Regions from separate parts of the Homo sapiens genome. Here region 2 is linked to region 1. Evidence: chromatin loops called from intact Hi-C (ENCODE). Cell type or tissue: ovary. All regions are shown on one strand. Links, peaks and the distances in the headings refer to the core of each region. The heading gives the core; the rest is flanking DNA.

What was found. Hi-C counts contacts between places; a loop is a spot of excess contacts. Peaks named below come from ENCODE experiments on the same cell type or tissue, not always from the same donor. Only the 100,000 strongest peaks of a DNase experiment are listed, where the experiment ranks them.
Region 2: a loop joins it to region 1, with 2.7 times the contacts of the local background. A loop is called at or near these places in 2 of 110 quality-filtered maps.

What each region holds. Positions count from the first base shown.
Region 1 is chr20:40,802,811-40,807,201 of GRCh38, forward strand. No RefSeq gene overlaps it. Among named protein-coding and RNA genes, the nearest start is that of SNORD154, 90 kb to the left of the region's middle. In ovary, for the core only: no CTCF peak of the experiment used is centred there; no DNase peak of the experiment used is centred there.
Region 2 is chr20:40,866,956-40,871,346 of GRCh38, forward strand. No RefSeq gene overlaps it. Among named protein-coding and RNA genes, the nearest start is that of SNORD154, 150 kb to the left of the region's middle. In ovary, for the core only: no CTCF peak of the experiment used is centred there; DNase peaks (open chromatin) are centred at 2,136 and 2,738; H3K27ac peaks cover 420 bases.

The sequences.
Region 1 (4,391 bases), core at 306-4,305:
AGGCACTCATCAAGAACTGGGAAATAAGTGAATGAGGGGAAAAAATGAATGAACTGCAAGAGAGCAATGTGGGTATTTCTGGCTTAATCGTTCTCCTCCAGGTCATGGCTCAGGGCTGAGAGCCCTTCCACCTGTATCTCTGGCCTTCCCGAGATCCTTAAAGTCCTCTCCACCCAGCCAGCAGATGAAGAAAGAGAGGATGGATCTTTGCATGGGGAGCTGTAGGGTCTGGAAGCAGTGTACATCACTGCCATCCATTGTCTATCAGCCAGAATCAGACCATGGCCCCATCTAGCTGCAAGGAAAGCTGCAAGCCTAGGAGATAGAGGAATTGGGACTGGGTAGACACATGGCAGACTCTGGCAAGGCCTCAGCGTTTTCCATCCACACCTAACTCCAAACTCCACAAAAGCCTCCTCAGCACTTCACCAGAGTGGACTCTTCTTCTCTCCCCTGCCTCCTTGTCCACAGCCCTCTAGCCCATTTTCTCTGCGTCTTGACCTTTCCCAATGTAAAACTGTTCTTATCTGTGTCATAAGAGGTGGGAGGTAAGGGAGAGAGCAGCAGCATCATTTCCTTGGAGGGCAAGGCATGAACTATCCCCCTCCGCACCCTCCCCCTGCCCACTCCCAACACAGCTGTCTTAGTCCATTTAAGCTGCTGTAACAAAATACCATCAACTCGGTGGCTTATAAACAACAGAAATTTATTTCTCACCGTTCCGGAGGCTGGGAAGTGCAAGGACAAGGTGCCAGCAGACTGGGTGTCTGGTGAGGGCCTACCTCCTCATTGACAGTGACTTCTCCCTGTGTCCTGACATGGTGGAAGGGGTAAGGCAGCTCTCTGGGACCCCTCTTATAAGGGTGATAACCCCATTCATGGGATTATCATGAAGTCTCCACCCTCATGACCTAATCACTTCCCAAAGGCCCCACCTCCCAATGCCATCACCTTGGGCGTTAGGATTTCTAAACATGAATTTGAGGAGTGGAGGGACACAAACATTCAGACTGTAGCAGCAGCCAGGTGTCAGGTGGGCACACAGAGGAGTTCTTTGCAGCTTCCCTCACACCAAGGTCTACATGTGTCTAGACCACATCACCAGCCAGACTGGCCACATCAGTGTAGATATGTGTTGCACAAGAATGTCCACTTTCTACCAAGAGGCATGGGAGGTTGGCTGACCCTTCCCCACATGCCCTGACAGCCCCGCTGATAAGAGGGAGCGGAGGGACTGAAATTTCACTTTCTCAGAAACAGCGGATTCAGCAACTGTGGCTGCTACAGGAGACACAGATCTGCACCAGCTTAATTTCTCTCAGCCTTTATCACCATACACAAAGCAAGAGCTATTATGCCCTGTCCGGCGGCCAAGGACTCACCTCGTCTGGCATTGGGGAAATGATATCTTAGCCTGCAGGGCCCCAGACAGCTTCTTCTTCCAACACTATTGTGGCTGGAACCCTCACCTGCCCGGGGGAAGCTGTTCCCATGCAGGATAGACACCATTCTTGCCATGTAGGGCTCCTGGAGAAGTCTCTTCTAGAAACTGAGCCAGCTTTGGGCCCCATAGAGAGGACTGTAACAGAGCTAACATATTCTGGAGACAAACCCCCATCTCCACACTTGCCTGAGCCCTGAGAAGTTGGGGGGAAAAGCCTCTCCAGGAGCTCCTGGAATAGTTTGAGCTGCTGCTGAGAAGGAATGACTGCCTTCCGGGGGGGATTTAGTCTCCACACTTGGCGATCCTGAGTCCGTATTAAAAATGCAAGACTCTAGTCAGAGCCTACCAGATCCTGCCAGCCTTGGTTGGGACCCTGAGGCTGGGTGAAGGAAGGTGAGGGGAATCAGGGAGACAGGGAGGAAGGATGGTGCCTCCAGCACCACCTATCCACAGCTGATCTCCTGCCTCCAGGACTCCATCTCAATCTGGGGCTGAGCTTCTGGCTCCTACTGTCAGGGATCCCTGAACAGTCCATATATTGTGTGCAGCTCACCTTTGCCCTAGCCCCTCCTCACTCCCATAATCCAAATCCATCTTCTCCTCCACCACCCTGTCCTTTCCCTACAGCCTGAGAAAGGACCCTCAGTTTACCTGGTCTGAGGCATCCTCCTTCTTATAGCTTCAGGCGAGGATCCATAGGGCCTGTCTGTTCAAACCCACTTACCGAGTCCCCTGAAAAGTCCTAAATATTTTTATTTCTTCATTCCTTTGACAAACCCTCTCTGAACCCCTAATTTGTACACAGCCCCATGCTCAGTTCTGAAGGTAAAAATCTACCAGTACCTACTCTCTGCCCTCCAGAAGCTCTTAAACTCAAAGAAAGGAGATAAATGCAAAAACAGTGACATTAATGAAGTCGTGTTCAATATTTTTTGAGCACCTACTATGAGCCAGACCCTGTAAAATATGCACCACAATATAAAGATGAATATGACTCAGTCTGTGGAGAAGAAACGTCAGTATACTATCTCTCATTCTGCTGCAAGTTCATCCCAAGAAACTATGGAGAGCAAAAACCACCCTTGCTCCAAAACCTTCCAGGGGGTTGTTTGTCTGAAGCATGGAAGACATTTTCTGATGGTTGGGAGTTTTCTAGCAGTGCTGTTGGTGCCTCACTTGTGTCTGTAAACATCAAAGCTTCTTACTGCAAGTACTTGAGATGCTCTCCTGCGCATCTTCCCTGGCCTAGGTAGGGTAGACCAGAAGAACCAGAGAATTTATGTCCCTCCCACCCCAGACCAGCCCTCAACCAGTGATGGGAGGAAGTTAGCAACTAAGTGTTCCAGCTTAATCTCTCCCAGTGGCAGAGGGCTAGGGCAACTCTGAGGTGTGTTCTGCCTTGCAGTCCCCAGCAAGATGGTGTCCCAGTTGCCCAAAGCAACAACCTGCTCATTAATTCACCTTATATTGGCTTCCATTCCTTCCCTGTCTTACTCACAACTCCCAACCCACGCTTCCTGGGATCACCTTCCAAATAAACCCCTTGCACCTGAATTCTTCTGTCAAGGCTGCTGTGGGAGGAGCCCAGCCTAAGGAAGATTCTGAAGGCGTCCCCACATCCTGGTCTCCACCCACATGGTTCTCTGCCCCAGCGGGCTACATTCTCTTCCTTAAGCACACCAAAGGCATTGCCTGAGCTTGGACTGCACTGTGGATCCAACCTGGAGCCTCCACCCCAGCCCCTCCATACACCACTTGCAAACACTACTCAAAGAATCCTGTAGGCTGAGAGAGCTAGCTCATGCCTGTAATCCCAGCACCTTGGGAAGCAAAGGTGAGTGGACCACTTGAGGTCAGGAGTTTGGGACCAGACTGCCCAACAAGGTGAAACCCCGTCTCTACTAAAAAATAAAAAATTAGCTGGGCATGGTGGTGATGCCTGTAATCCCAGCTACTTGGGAAGCTGAGGCAAGAGAATTACTTGAACCCAGGAGGCAGAGGTTGCAGTGAACCAAGATCGCCACACCATTGCACTCCAGCCTGGGCGACAGAGTGAGACTCCATCTCAAAAAAAAAAAAAAAAAAAAAAAATCCTCTATTTCCTCTAAGGCAAGTTCAACTTCTGTTGCTTCCACAGAGCCATTCCAGCCACTCCTGCCCTGGAGCAGTAATGCACATGTATATTTGTAGGTGTGCACTTATCATCTCTCCCCCATCCCAGCATGCTGAGAACGCTAACCCTTGCTGCATAGATTGAAGAAAGACACAGGGATAGTTGTGGGGCGGTGTGGGGGTGGGGGTGAAAATGCTGAGAAACATGTGATTTCTTTACTTCTAAAACCCTTTCTTGAGGAAGAGAAAAGGATAGATTTAGGAGAGGGAGAGAAGGGGCCAGAGCCAGAAAGGGTTCAGTTTGAGAAAGAATTGGGAGGTGGTGTGTGGGTGAATGGGAGATGAGGCGGAACAAGAGGAGTCAGGGATCATTCTCAGCCTGAAATGATTGGCTTTGGGGAGAAAATGAATTTTTTTTTAAGTTTTGCCTCCTGTGAAGCCAGCCTCTCTTTGCTACTTTTTGAGGCTTCCATAAAAAGATCCTCTTTTTTTGTGGACGTTGGCAATGCCACGGTCACAAAACGGGTCAGCTTTATGCGACCCCACATCTTGAAATCTTTAAATGGAGGTTAAAATCTCTATTTTCACCAGAAACAGAGGCCCAATCTTCCCCAAGTTCCTAATGACTTCACTGTCCAATTGTCCTGCCTCCCTCTTTCCTGAGCTGAGGGACAGGAGGGGCAGTGGGTGTCCTGGGCGCATGTCCATTCTCCTCAAGCCGGAGCCAGCGACGCCCACACCCTCCCAGCCCCTGGTCCCAGCCCTCTCCCACCTCACCCTGAGTCTGACAAGCCACCCTAATGGATTGACCGTGGCCTCTGCTGGAGGGGCTAAA
Region 2 (4,391 bases), core at 292-4,291, 64 kb after region 1:
ACTCAAGTGGCAGCTTCCAGTTAACACGGGGAATATGGGCAAAAATCCTTTGTCAGTTAGCGGGTCCCAGTTTGGGTTTGGGAAAATCCTTAATGTCCATCATTCTGCCCAGTGGTGCTATACTCAATCACACTGTTCTAGAAGAGTCTTATCTGAGCGAAAGCTGTATTTTGAGTTCAGCAGTGGAGCCCCTGTTTCACTCACTCATTCTCATCATTCTTAACCTTGATTACACCTGAGAATCTTCTGGAGACCCCATGCCCAGAGGCCACTAATCTGTTGGCCTGTTGTGGGGATGGGCTTTTATATTTTCTAAGTACCCCAGGTGATTCTAAAAGACAGCCATAGTTGAGAACCACCAACAGTTGATCCATAAACACATATGGAACACTGGTTGAAGGCTAGGCACTGGGTGAACAGAGATGTCCTCCAAAAAAAGCTTCTACCTAGTATGGAAAATATAAAGGTAAACAGATGATTCAAATGAGCTCATTTCAAGTGTTTGTTTTTGTTATTTTTTTAATTTAACAAACGTTTATATCACTGTCCAGTTGCTAGGCAATGTTCTAGGCACTTTATAAATTTACAAATTTAACCAGTTTAGATCTCAGACCTTAGAACAGTGGTGAAGGTATTATTACTATCCCCATTCTCCAGATGATGTAACTAAGACACATGGAGCTTAAGTAACTTAGATAAAGTCACAACATCTCATCAGTGACTGAGCCAGGGTTCTGACCCAGAGAACTGGACTTCATGTTTCTAACCACCATTCTCTGAAGGCAGTAGTTCCCACCTCATAGTAGAATTTGTGCAGGACACAGATTCTTGGCCCCATTCACCTCCCCTCATACCCCCTCCACCCTTAGGTTTTGGTTCAATCAGCTGAGATGAGACATGGGAACATACATTTTTTTTTCACATGTCCCAGGTGATTCAGACACAGGTGTCCTGGGGACTATCCTCTAAGAAACTCTCTTATTAAATAAGGTGTGGTGGTTTTAAATTGTGTCTACAAATGCTATGACACTCCCTCTAAAAAAATGAACCCTCCCCTTAAGAATCAGCTGAACTTAGTGACTTGCTTCTAACAAACAGAATACAGAAGAAATGATATTAAATAATATGTGATAAGTGGCTTCCAAGAGGAAGGGGCAGAACAAGGGCCAGCCCTTGAGCCAGGTGAGATATGAGAAGCACCAGGATGTACCATGCAGAGCATAAGAGACACTGCGGCTTCCTCGTTGCCCTCTCTTAGGCCACTCATTTTGGGGGAAGCCAGCTAGCTGCCCTGCTCTGAGGACACTCAAGCAGTCCTATGAAGGAGCCTGCATGGAGAGAAACTGAGGCCTCTTGCCAATAGCAGTACCATCTTGACACCCACATGAGTGCACCGTCTTGAAACTGGTCCCTCCAGCCCATCTGGCCTTCAGATAGAGTGACCATACATCCCAGCTTGCCTAGAACAGTCCTGGTTTATCCTGTTGACTGTGCATTCCATGCAATTTACCATTTGTCCTGGATAAAACTATCCTAGTTTAACCAATGGTAAATGATATAGTTATCCTGTTGAGGAACCCAAATTGCAGGCTAAGGCATTTGGACTTCACCCTGGAGGCTGTGGGGAGCCATGGAAGGGTTTTAAGCTTAGGAGTGATCTCATTCCAATTGTGTTTTAGAAAGATCCATTTGCAGAAAATGCACCAGTGTGCGGGAGGAACTGGTATGGAGGGTGGACTGGTTTGGAGAATGGGTGTGGAGGCTTGACCAGGGGAAAACAAGATGAGAAGCCAGGGAGGAGATAAACACAGTCCCTCAGCCAGAGTGGTCAGTGATCATGACCGCCTATATGAAGGCTGGAGCAGTGGAAGATGGGGTCACAGTAAGTTTAGGAAAACTTAGGAGATATTAAACAAACTTGGCTGCGGTAAGAGACAGAGAAGCAGCAGCCAGGGGTGATTCTGAGGCTATCAAGGGGGTATGGCCCCCACATTTCAGAGCCCAGAGCTCTGTCTAAAAATAGCTCTCAAATGAGTCACCTCAATTGCAGCCAACAAGGAATTGGCTGGTTTGTTATTGAATTGCAGGATGTTTGGCCAAACGGACTGAAACCATGTGTAGCCTTGGCTCGAGAAGTTCCCACTGGACCCAGTCTCTTGCTAGGGGCAGTGCCATAGCCCTGATGCATGCATAATCTCACTTTCTTCTCACAACAAATCAGCGAGAATGCCATAATTTCTTCTCATTTATCAGGCCTGATAGAAGCTGCCAAATGCTTCTAGAATGTAGGCTCTGTAGGCGGCGCAGCCAGAATTCAAACCCAGACCTCCTCAGATATTTGGTATCAGCTGGAAAGAGGTTTTTTTGGGTAAAATCCCTAGAAACATTCTCTTGCCTCCTTCCAGCTGGGATACATTGGCTGAACTCGAGTCACCCTCCTAATAAAAATTCCATGTTCCATCAGCAGAATGCTTCCATCCCAATTAGATCAATTTTCTCTAAGTAGCAATAAATGTGCTTTTCTTTCAGAGGCCAGCCCGACACATTAAGTAGGCTTGGGGCAGCCATTCCCCAAGCCTCTGGCTACGAGTGTGTGGGGTCAGGGGTCACAGCACCACCACCTCCAGCTCATTAGTGGGGCCCATTCATCTTTGCTGGGACACCAGCACTCAACATGGTGGCAGGGCTCAGGGTGGGGGTGTGTGGGCAATTCATCAGGGACTCTGGTTCGCCAGAGACAGGAGCAGAAAAGCAGGCCTGCTCACAGGCCGGCAGGAGCCCTAGGCCCAAGAGCTGAGAACCGGAGCTGCCTGGTTAAAGGTTAACCTGGTCTAGGATGTCTGTCTGTAAGGACTCACAGCCAGCTTGTAGGGAAGGAAGGGCCCAGGGCAGGCTCCTTTCAGATGCATCCGGCTCCTGCCTGCTAACAGTTTCCCTTCCGGCCAACTCCCCAAGCCGATCCTTGAAATCCATCTAAGCAAGGCCTACAGGGGCCTGGAGAATGATACTGTCACTCTCCTGTGGTGCGGGGACCTGCCTGGAATAGGCCCTTTGATTTGCAAATCCAGACACTGGAAATGGGAGCCTAAGAGAGCCCCACTCTATCCTGCCCTGCCTGGGCCACTGGGCCTGGTAGAAGCTTGACCAAAAGAATGAGACCTCTCAACTTCCCCAGGACTAAAGCTCAGCCTGCATCAACCTGTGAACCCACACACACAGCCCAAGTCACCCTGAGCCAAGCAGAACTGCAGCTCTGGACATGGGATTCTCAGAGTGGCATGGTAGTAGTTTGCTACGGATGCTGTATTGATGTACCACAAACTAAGTGGCTTAACAGATATTTATTCTCTCCCAGCTCTGGATGCTAGAAGTCCCAGATCAAGGTGCCAGCAGAACCATGTTCCCTCTGAAGGAGCTAGGGAAGGTTCTGCTCCAGGCCTCTCTCCCAGCTTCTGATAGTTCCCTGGCCTGTGACAGCATAACTCCAATCTTCACCTGGCGTTCTGCATGTGTGTGTATGCACCTGTGTTCAGATTTCTCCATGTGTGGTGTGTGTGTGTATGTGCATGTGTGCAACAAGGTCTTGCTCTGTCACCCAGGCTAGAGTGCAGTGGCACAATCTCAGTTCATTGCAATCTCTGCCTCCCAGGCTCAAACAATCCTCCTGCCTCAGCCTCCTAGGTAGCTGGGACTACAGGTGCATGCCACCATGCCTAGCTAATTTTGGGGGTTTTTTTGTTTTTTGGTTTGTTTTGTTTTTATTTTTTGTAGAAACTGAATTTTGTCATGTTTCCCAGGCTGGTCTCCAACTCTTGGGCTCAAGTGATCTGCCCACCTCCGCCTCCCAAAGTACTGGAATTATAGGTGTGAGCCACTGCACCCAGCCCAGATTTCTCCTTTTTCATAAACACACCAGTAATACTGGATTAGGGGCCCAACCTACTTCTGTATAACCTCATCTTAACTAACTACATCTGTAAAGACCTTATTTCCAAATATGGTCTCATTCTGGGGTACCGTGGTTAGGGCTTCAACATATGAATTTGGGGGTACATACAGCCCCAAAGAGCCCCATTAACTCTTCCCCCTTTGGGCCATGTGAGAGGCAAGCCTCGGGGATCCTCATTCATTTGGCAAATGTGTATTGAGCACCCATCAGGCCCAGTGCAAGGTACTAGGGGTACAGTGGTAAGCTGGTGTCTGCTCTGTGGGTTCACAGGTGGCAGGGGAGACAGGGACAATCAATTACAAAAGCAACTGTACAATTACAAATTGTGCTAGGAGCTCTGAAGCAGAGGTGTGAGCAGCTACAAAAGTGCAGAACCAGGTCACACTCCAGGTAAGAAGTCGAGCTGGGGCTGGCATCACAATAGTGTAAGCATCCTCAGCTT